Linked DNA regions of Homo sapiens: region 2 is linked to region 1. A link is a contact called in ENCODE Hi-C data. All regions are on one chromosome and are shown on one strand. Each heading gives the region's core, a stretch centred on a gene start or an enhancer-like site at or near the end of the contact. The rest is flanking DNA. Distances are from core to core; before and after follow the strand shown.

Region 1 (5,127 bases), core at 1,419-3,918:
TTGTTGGGGCAAGTAAGCATTAAATATCCCGCTTTGCATTTTATTAATACTTTAATCTCACTGTGATTTTTGTAATGCTTGTTCCACTTCTATATCTTTTGTATAAATTCCTGACAAATACCTGTTTGCTTATATTATTATGGACTTTTAAAGACACCTAGAACTGGCTGGGCGCAGTGACTCACGCCTGTAATCCCAGCATTTTGGGAGGCCGAGGTGGGCACATCACTTGAGGTCAGGAGTTCGAGACCAGCCTGGCCAACATGGCAAAACTCTGTCTCTACTAAAAATACAAAAAATTAGCTGGGCGTGGTGGCACACGCCTGTAATCCCAGCTTCTCGGGAGGCTGAGGTGGTAGAATGGCTTGAGCCCAGGAAGTGGAGGTTGCAGTGAGCTGAGATCACACTGCTGCACACCAGCCTGGGTGACAGAGCAAGACTCTGTCTTAAAAAAAAAAAACAAAAAAACCAAAAAACCTAGAACTAGCTTCCTTTGCCCTGTAGAACAAAAAAATAGTGTGACTCCTTTTTAACCTTTTATTGTTCATCACAGATCCTGAGCAGTGAGTTCAAAGGTAAGACATGGCCCCTTCCCTTATGAGGTTTATGGGATAGTGCAGCTCTGTGTTAGAGCCACATTGAAGGAGTAACCCATTTCCAGAGAGATTTTCAGGATATATATTGGTACACAGACTATAATGCCCGACATTGTTGTTCCATCTTCTGAAACACATAAGGCAAATGTAACAGTCAAATAAAAAAGATTTGGAATCTAAGATCGTATGTATGATAAATTACCTGCCAGCTTAAGCATGGAAGTCAGTGTGACTCTGAAAACTAGATTACTGTGACACACCTGACAATCACATCACTATGGTTAATAATCACTAGTCTAGTGGGAAAATAAAGATCAGGAAAGAGATTATAAAGTGACATTGCTTTCATTTCCAAGAATGGGTATTAGGGAGATGACGAGAGAGGTACTTTACCCAGTTTTGAGGGCGTGACTAGAGCATAGGTGTGGGAAGTATGTTGGATATATGGAAGAGAGAAGTAGTACCAGGTAACTGACAACCTCTTATGCCATGTTGAAGTTTGGACAAGTTATACTGGCAATTTGAAACCACAGAAGGGTAGTAACTGCTGGCAGGAGGATATAGTCATGGAGTGTTAGGCTACAGGCAAGCATGCTAATCAGACTTGGTTCAGATAGCCCAGGAGTGATGGGACTTGAGCAGTGGGTATGCAGAATAAGCAGTCAGCAGAAGGCTTATCTGCAGAACATAAATTATCTACCTCACGCCCATAGTGGTATCAACTAAAATACAGCCAGTTTTGTGAGGGAGGTGGGGATATATCTGGTATGTGGCTGAGAAAATCTGATCACGTTGCAGGTCAAAGACAGTTTTTTAAACTGTCTTTATTGCAGTGATCTCTATATGTGTCAATAAACTAGGCTACTAGATTGAAGAGAAGCATGAAGAAACTTGTCATGATGGTGATAGTTTAGTGAGTGTATACATAATGTCAAAGTGAATCAAATTTCTTGCAGTTTATTCTGTATTTCAATGATACTGTTACTGAACCAAACTGGTTCTGTTTGTCCATGTGCAATGGAAAGCAAACACCAAAGCATAGGTTCTTTTGTAAAGAGAAAAGTTCGTGGTAAGACTGTCAAGCAAGGAGACAGTCAGGTTCAAATCTGTCTCCCCCAGCTGGGGGCTGGGACATATTTTATAGACAGAGGGTAATGAGGTATGATCTGATTGAATCTTACAATGATGTGATGCCAGGAGGTGTGATCTGACTGGATCATACCAGGAGGTGACACCAGGGCTCAATCTGATTGGATCATGGATCATGTCATGTGGTGTCCACTTCTTAATTTGGTCCTGTCTCGGTCCAGGCACTTAGGTTCTGCTTGTGGTTGCATGCGTGGTTCATCTGGACAGGCTCAGGTTACAGAACTTGCAACCTGGGGATCCATGGCAACTGAAGAACAAATCACCATTTTGTCACACAAAGCTGAACCAGACTAGGCCGGTTCTGTGGATGATGCTTGGCCAAAAGGCCAAGAAGTGATCAATAATACTTCAGAGTTTAAAAGGCAAAACTAGGCCATTACCTGGTAAAGTTGCTTTTAGTATTTTTTTAACAGCTTTATTGAGATATAATTCACATACTATGCAATTCACCATTTAAAGTGTACAATTATTTTTTTTTAAGTTTTTTTTTCTTTTTTTTTTGAGACAAAGTTTTGCTCTCGTGGCCCAGGCTGGAGTGCAATGGCGCCATCTCAGCTCACCACAACCTCTGCCTCCTGGGTTCAAGTGATTCTCCTGCCTCAGCGTCCCGAGTAGCTGGGATTACAGGCAAGCGCGACCACGCCCGGCTAATTTTGTATTTTTAGTAGGTGCGAGGTTTCTCCATGTTGGTCAGGCTGGTCTCAAACTCCTGACCTCAGGTGATCCGCCCGCTTTGGCCTTCCAAAGTGCTGGGATTACAGGTGTGAGCCACCGCGCCCGGCCTAGTATGTTAATAGATACGTGCAACCATCACCACATTTTTAGGACACCTTCATCACCTCAAAAAGAAACATTTAACTGTCACCCTCCACTTTCACTTTCCTCAGCCCATAGAAACCACTAATCTACTTTCTGTCTATCGTAGAGTTCCCTATTCTGGACATTTCATACAAACAAAAATCATATAATAAGTAGTTTTTTGTGACTGTTTTCATTTAGCATAATGCCTTCTTTTCTTTCTTTCTTTCTTTCTTTCTTTCTTTCTTTCTTTCTTTTTTTCTTTCTTTCTTTTCTTTCTCTCTCTCTTTCTCTCTTTCTGTCTTCGCTATACTAACAAGGTAACCATAATACTTTCAAGGTCTGTCTGTTGCAGCATGTATAAGTACCTCCCTTTTATGGTTGAATAATATTCCATTGTACAAATATACCACATTTTGTTTCCATTCATCAGTCAGTAAGCATTCATTCGGGTTGTTTCTACTTCAGACTATTATGAGTGATCTTAATTTTGTACCATTACATTCAGGAAGTGATAATCTTTGCATTTTTCATGTGATTCTTTCTGTACTGTTTATACATTTGAATGAACTTTGTTTTTTTGTTTTTTTTTGTTTTTAAATAGATGGAGTCTCTATCTGTTGCCCAGGCTGGAGTGCAGTGGTGCAATCTCAGCTCACTGCAACCTCTGCCTCCCGGGTTCAAGGATTCTTCTGCCTCAGCCTCCCGAGTAGCTGGGACTACAGGTGCGTGCCACCATGTCCAGCTAATTTTTGTATATTTAGTAGAGATGGGGTTTCACCATGTTGGCCCGGCTGGTCTCAAACTCCTGACCTCAAGTGATCCACCCACCTCGGCCACCCAAAGTGCTGGGATTACAGGCGTGAGCCACCGCGCCCAGCCGTGGATGAACTTTTTTTTTTTAAAAAGGCTGAACATTTGAGGGTTTCACGTCCTAAATACATAACGGGGGAATTCTAGAAAGACATTTTCTATGAGGCTTTACTTTGCATTTATACCCCTTCCTCCCTCCCCTGTCGTTGGAATTTAAACTTACCTAAGCATAGAGAAATGTTTCCTTTCTGGTTTAAGATTTTATTTAGGTATGGGAACTTGTGAAAGTGTTGGAAATATAGAGTGGAAAGCTTTTTGTTTTTTTTCGTGGTTTTTTTTTTGGCCTTTAAGACTGTTTAAAAGAAGTATTTGTGGCTGACATAGAATGATTAGCAGTACTGAGAGGGGACAAGAATCTAGGAGACAAAAACAGGTGCATAAGTAGCTTATGTGACAGGTAACAGGAACACTGTCTTATCTTCCTGTTTAATGCAGAATTAAGCAAAATGCGGCCGGACACTGTGGCTCACACTTATAATCCCAGCATTTGGGAAGGCTGAGGCAGGCAGATCACTTGAGCTCAGGAATTCGGGACTAGCCTGGCCAACATGGCAAAACTTTGTCTCTACTATAATACAAAAAGTAGCCAGGCGTGGTGGCACATGCATGTAATCCCAGCTACTCAGGAAGCTGAGGCACAAGAATGGCTTGAGCCTGGGAGGCGGAGGTTGCAGTGAGCCAAGATCATGTCACTGCACTCCAGTAAGACTCTGTCTTTAAAAAAAAAAAAAAAAAAAAAGCAAAATGTGAGAACTTACCAAGTGTAAGTTGTATTTATTCTTTGAGAGTTCAGTGGGCTGGAGTGGCATGATACCATTTGATAGGCCTTGATATAAAAGAGCATATTCAAATAATGGCCTGCCTTAAGATTGATGGGATTACTATAGTACAGTTCAAGTCATTTGGGGGTTGGAAATCCTTTTGAGATTTGGGAATCTTATTAGGCTATTGACAGCCCTTTCCCTATTCTGTTGTCATTACTTCCAAGCCTTGTACATGAAACTTTGAGTAAGACATCAAAGATCCACTGAAATCCATCTATGGGGCTATGTAAAATCTCCTAAGTTGTGTTGTTAAATTTTTTCCACAGCTAGGTACCAAGATTGATTCTGCACCTATTTCTTCTAAGGATTAGAGGGGTTTTTTTGCTTGTGGTTTTTTTTTTTTTTTCTTTTTTACTTTGTTTTAAAGCCATGCTTGTTGAAGTATTATTCACAGACAATAAAACTCACCATTTAAAAAAAGTGCACAGGATTGTAGTTTCTAGTTATCTTTCTAAAGACTTTACATGGCCAGGTGTGGTGGCTCACACCTGTAATCCCATCACTATGGGAGACCAAGGTGGGTGGATCACTTGAGGTCAGGAGTTCGAGACCAGCCTGGGCAACATGGTGAAACCCCGTCTCTACTAAAAATACGAAAATTAGCTGGGTGTAGTGGTGTGTGCCTGTAATCCCAGCTACTTGGGAGGCTGAGGCAGGAGAATCGCTTGAACCTGGGAGGCAGACGTTGCAGTGAGCCAAGATTGCACCATTGTACTCCAGCCTGGGTGATAGAGTGAGACTCTGTCTAAAAAAAAAAAAAGATTTACACGGAAGTTGACAACCAATAGCATTTATCTATTCTTAGGAATAGAATATTTAACTATACAGGCAATTTTGTTTTGAATATATGCAGTGAAAATTTTAATGTATATTTCTACTTGTGTGTG
Region 2 (5,510 bases), core at 54-2,553, 1.3 Mb before region 1:
CCTCTCCTCCAACATTGGTGTGGGGCAAAGTTCCACCAGCACAGTAGAGGGCTGGGCTGTGTCCTCTGGGCATCAACCTGGGCTCTGCATCAGACACACTGGGCATCAACCCCGGTGCCATGATGTCCTATGAGGTCTCAGGCAAGTTGCTGAATCTTGCTGAGTCTTGGCTTCCCTGTCTCTGGAAGGTGAAGGGCATTTCTTCACAGGGCTGTGTGAAGATTTAATGAGATGAGGCCTATGAAGCGCCTGGCACAGTGGTCATTTATTAATTCCTCCACCTTTGCTATTAATAGCATTATCATCATTATTGTTACCCCACCTCCTCTCCACAAGTATGAAGCCAGACATGCTGAACTTGACTTTCCTCTGCTGATCACGAGTGTGTTCAAAGCGCAGAGACCCAGCTGTTGTCACGGAAGAAAATCCAAGCTTTGGTTCAGCGTGTCTGCTCACTTTAGGTGTTCACAGCCCCTTCCCTCCTCATGTTCCCAATGAGAAGAGGTTGTGTTCACTCATGAAAGCTGTGTGACCGCTCCTTAGGGACATGAGTGGGTAAATGTAACATAATAAATTGTGAAGTTTTTTAGGTGTGACAATGGTATTATAGTTATATTTATAAAAATGAGTCATCCTATCTTTGAGAGATGTACACTGAAACATTCACGGATGAAATGGTAATATGTCTGTGGTTTGATTCAAAAATAATATGAGTGGAGCATAAAGGGTGTGAGCATGGGCAGCTGCCGAGGGAAGGAGGCTTGGCTGAGAGGGGACAGTGGCTGAAGCTGGCTGATGGGCACACGCTGGTTCACGCTCCTCCTCTCTATTCCTGTGCAGTTTGACATTTTCTGTAACAGCAGTTTTTAAAAGGGCCGTGATAGACCACGCACATGCCTGCTGCTGCCTCCTGCTTCTCCCCCATTTGTGGAAGGCGGGTGGGGGGCAGTCTCCCGTGAGACAGCTCCTGCCCTCGCTAAGCCCACATGAGTCACTACGCCATTCAGCAGCCACTAGAGGGACTCAAACAGAATGCTCAGTGTCCTCGTGTGCTGCTGTCCACAAGCTGAAGGGTGTTGAGGATCCCTAGGAGAAACAGGCGAGGCACAGAAGGAGTGCACAGAGTCTCCCTCTCTCATTCTGCAAATGAAGAAGCCTGCATTTTAGGGCGGTGAAATGATTTATCTGAGGTGACAGAAAGAGAAAGTGTCAGTTTGAAGCAGTTGGTCAAAGAGGTCTGTCAGGGACCAAGAAATGCTGAGAATACCAGGTGTTGTGGCTTCCTTGAGGCCCGTAGTTCCAAATTTGTGTCCTCTGGGGCGTTTTCGTTATTATTGTCATCTTTCTCTTTGAAAAGACTTGTCTTCCAAAAAAAGTGCATCATGAAGAGGATCAAATTGTTCTTCTAGTCTCTGTTATCTGTATGTGGTAAGTAGGGTCACCATCTGCACTTTTGGGTTTCTAGCCCCCCTATGTCTGCCTTGGTGGTCCTGTCCAGTCTTACTGATGGCCAGTGGTGAATGTGTCACTCCCCCGCAGCTTACTGAGGTATGATTGACACACAGAAACTGTATGTTCAAGATGTACAAGTGATGATTCAATAGACATAGACATTGTGACGGGATAACTACTGAGTCAAGCTAATGAACACATCCATCACCCAGCATGGTTACCCTCTGCATGTGTGTGGTGAGGACACTTACTGTCCACCCTCTCAGCAAGTCTCAAGTAAACACTGCAGTACTATTAGCTATAATCACCATGCTAGATCCCCAGAACTTACCAGCTTACAACTGGAGGTTTGCATGCTTTGACAACATCTCCCCATTTCTCCCAGCACCTGGCAACCACCAGTCTACCCCCTGCTTCTGTGAGTTCAGCTTTTTTCAGTTCCATGTATAAGGAAGACCATGTGATATGCATCTTTTTGTGCCTGGGTCATTTCATTTAGCATCCTGTCCTCTGGGTTCATCGAGGTTGGCACAAATGGGAGACTTTCCTTCTTCTTCATGGCCAAAAAGTATTCCATTGTGTAAATACATCAATTTTCTTTATCTATTTGTCCATCAACAGACAGTTACATTATTTCCGTATCTTGGCTGTAGTGAAGGATGCGTCACTTCTGTAACGCTTTCTGAAATCTTGGCATGCACCTGAGGATGCCCAGGAGTGCTCTGCGGACCCTTCGGTGGCGGGGACCCAGGCCTGGGCTGCCACTCTAGGTGGTGGTCCCCATGCGAGCTTCCTCCTGTTTGTCCCAGGAGGTGACCAGACCCTGCCCTGACGCAGCTCTGTGGAGGTAGCCTCTCTTTCTCAGATGGGGTTTGAAAGACACACAGCCTTGTTCTGGCAGGGCTCTCCTGTTTGCATTTCAATTTCAAGGCTTTTATCTTTTCCAGCTTCCACTGTCTTTGAAAATAAACTCCTCTTTGTGCTGCTGAGAAGAGGTACCCTGGGGATATCTCGGCCTTCCCTTGGCTCGTTCTGGATCCTGGCCTAGGAGGCAGCTCCGTGGCTCCTTCCTATGGTGGCTTGGTGGTCAGGTCATCGTTCTGGGTGATTCACTGCCTGATTTTAAACCAGTTCTGCTATTTCTTTTCTTTTTTTTGCCCATCCGTTTTCTGTTGCTCTTGCTACAGAATGTTCTGGTATAGCTTCATAGACATAAACCTGCAGTGGTTGGAAGGGCCCTTGAGAAGACATGCCTGCTCTCTCTCCCTACCTTCCTGGTGGGATTGCATTTGACAGAGATCCTGGTCGTCCTTTGAAACCTCGAAGGGAGGCAGACTCCATCTGTATCCCGGCCAGGTGCTTCAGCCATGCCAGCTGCAATGAGACCCTTTCCTTCACCCACAGCTCCCCTCTCAGGAGACACTTATGCCCAATCAGAAACACCCTTTCATTCTCTTGACCTTCTGCCTTGCACTTTTATACATCTTGGCATTTGCTAGCGTCCTTCAGCACCAACTTCCAGTTGGATGCCTTGTGGGCGTGAACCTGTTTCCCACGCTGCACCTGAATCTGTGCACGTCTCCCCACTGGCCCTAACACCATCTCCCTGCTTCCCCACCTCGCTTTCCTTAAAGACAGGGCCTTGCTCTGTGACCTAGGCTGGAGTGCAGTGGCGGGATCATAGCTCACTGCAACCTTGAACTCTGGGCTCAAGCAGTCCTCCCACCTTGGCCTCCCAAGCAGCTGGGACTACAGGGGCTCTGCCACAGACTCGTAACTGGCTACTCTGATTCTTTCCTGTCTGTTCCATCCTAGCAGTGTAGCTAATGGGATTGTTTTAAAATTGACCACTTCACTCACCTGCTCAGACACCCTTCTGTGGCTCTTTGTCCCAAGAATGCAGTCTGCACCATGTCACGCCTTATGGGCCAGCCCAGCATGGGTCTCGTGCCTTCCCTCTGGTCACAGTGCCACTTGCCCCGTGATCTCACTGAGGTCTGGGGCATGGCACACCCTCTCCCACCCCCAGGCCTGCTGCGCCTCTCTCTGGGCGTGCTCTCTGCCTCTTTTGCTCCTGCCCAACCATCAGATGGCTTTTCTGGTTCTCCTTCCCTGTGACGGGGTTCAGGACATGCAGTCCTAAGATATTTTAAAGTGAAGGAATTTGAAAAGATGACAGAAGCAGGAAGGTCACTGTGACCTTCCCCTCACCCTTCTCCCTGTAGCAGGTCATAAAACCTCTGAAGGATTTTCCAACCTTCCCCTGATGCAGGTTACAGACCCTCAGGGGAGAGGCGCCGTCCCTCTGCCTGGAGGAAAGGAGCAGCCGTGTCTCCCGACACAGGACACAGAGAGGTGAAGAGACAGGCCTTGCTGAGTTCCTGGATGAATGGCCTTTCCATCATATGCTCTGCCCTGCCACATTTCTCCACCACTGTCCCTCAAACCTAGCAAAAAAGTACTCAAATTTAACTATTTTTTCACATGTTCATTTTCTTATGAAGGCTTCCATGTCATGTAAAACTGCTATTCGGTAAAGTTGCGTGCTTTTCCCTTTTTTTTTTTTTTGAGACTGAGTTTCACTCTTGTTGCCCAGGCTGGAGTACAATGGTGCGATCTTGGCTCACCACAACCTCCGCCTCCCAGGTTCAAACGATTCTCCTGCCTCAGCCTCCTGAGTAACTGGGATTACAGGTGTGCACCACTATGCCCGGCTAATTTTGTATTTTTAGTAAAGACGAGGTTTCTCCATGTTGGTCAGGCTGGTCTCAAACTCCTGACCTCAGGTGATCCGCCCGCCTCGACCTCCCAAAGTGTTAGGATTATAGGTGTGAGCCACCGTGCCTGGCCTCTCTTGTTAATCTGTCTGTTGTGATAGGGGCCTCAGCCATGAACCTAGGATGAGCAGAAGGAAAGATGTTTTTCCTCCCCTCCACCCGCTGGTCACTCTGGCCTCAGCCCTGTTCAACCGCTGTCCCCACTCTTACCACACTCATCGTCAAGGCCTGGTTGTAGTCCTTTGTATCTGTGGCTGTGAGCACGGGGCCTGGTATAGGGAATTTTAAAGATTTACATTGTTGCATATTTGCTGGCTGGCTGGCTGGGGATGGATGGATGAAAAGAATGAAGGAATTAATTGGTGGCGCCCTCAGGGAGCTATGCATGGGTGAAGGTGAGAGTGTGGTGTGTGGTTGGTGCTGTGGATTCTTAAAATGCCAGTTGGTTCCACATTATTTTGGGGACCTGGCAGGGCTTCTGGCAGAATTTGAGGCTGTGTGAATGGTCAAGGCTCCTGTCCTCAGGGAACAAAGTTATGACCTAGGTGCTGGTTCACACTCCTGCACCCCTGTGGCTAAGCGCAAAGTGTGGAGGAGTAGGGTCAGCCTGAATGCTGGTGTGGGCCAGGTGGGTAAAGCCCAGGGATCGTTTCCTTTGTCTTTAGACAGCCATTCTTCTTTTTCTTTTCCATTCTATCTTTATGAGCATCATTAATGCCCACAAGCAAATGAAAATATTTGCTAATACTCATGCCTTCTACATTTCAGCAAATACGGGGCCCTGCCACATTTTTATTCCATAGCCTTTGCTTACGTACACAAGTTAGTAAATAGAATCATAAAGAGAATGCTAATTCTTGAGCTCATTTACTGTTTCTGCTTAGCAAGGACGTAATAACTTACATTTTTATCTACACCTTAGATACCTTAGCTGGGTTCTCAAATATGGAAGTGTTTGAGAAAACATTTCTTTGCCTTTTTTTTTTTTTTTTTTGGAGACAAGGTCTTGCTCTATTGCCCAGGCTGGAGTGCAGTGGTGCGATCTTGGCTCACTGCAACCTCCGCCTCCAGGGCTTAAGGGATCCTCCTACCTTAGCCTCCAGAGCAGCTGGGATTACAGGCATGTGTGACCATGCCCAGCTCATTTTAAATTTTTTTGTAGAGACGGGGTCTCACTATGTTGCTACTCTCAAACTCCTGGGCTCAAGCAATCTGCCTGCCTCAGCCTCCCGAAGTGTTGGCATTACAGGTGTGAGCCACCATGCCCGGCCCTTTTTATTA

Evidence for each region. A loop is a pair of places that touch in the nucleus more often than their neighbours do. Pooled maps may share reads with other maps.
Region 2: a loop to region 1 is called in a map with no recorded cell type, with 8 times the contacts of the local background. The contact joins two enhancer-like sites. A Hi-C loop is called at or near these places in 6 of 37 single-sample maps with no recorded cell type and 3 of 50 pooled maps.

Annotation. Positions count from the first base shown.
Region 1 is chr7:23,366,017-23,371,143 of GRCh38, reverse strand. The region is part of intron 3 of IGF2BP3 (insulin like growth factor 2 mRNA binding protein 3); the gene reads left to right. Among named protein-coding and RNA genes, the nearest start is that of SNORD65C, 28 kb to the left of the region's middle. Within about 2 kb of position 2,668, at least 3 of the 41 ENCODE cell types and tissues checked have a DNase peak (open chromatin) inside an H3K27ac peak, as active enhancers do.
Region 2 is chr7:24,711,529-24,717,038 of GRCh38, reverse strand. The region is part of intron 5 of GSDME (gasdermin E); the gene reads left to right. Among named protein-coding and RNA genes, the nearest start is that of GSDME, 43 kb to the left of the region's middle. Within about 2 kb of position 1,303, at least 2 of the 41 ENCODE cell types and tissues checked have a DNase peak (open chromatin) inside an H3K27ac peak, as active enhancers do.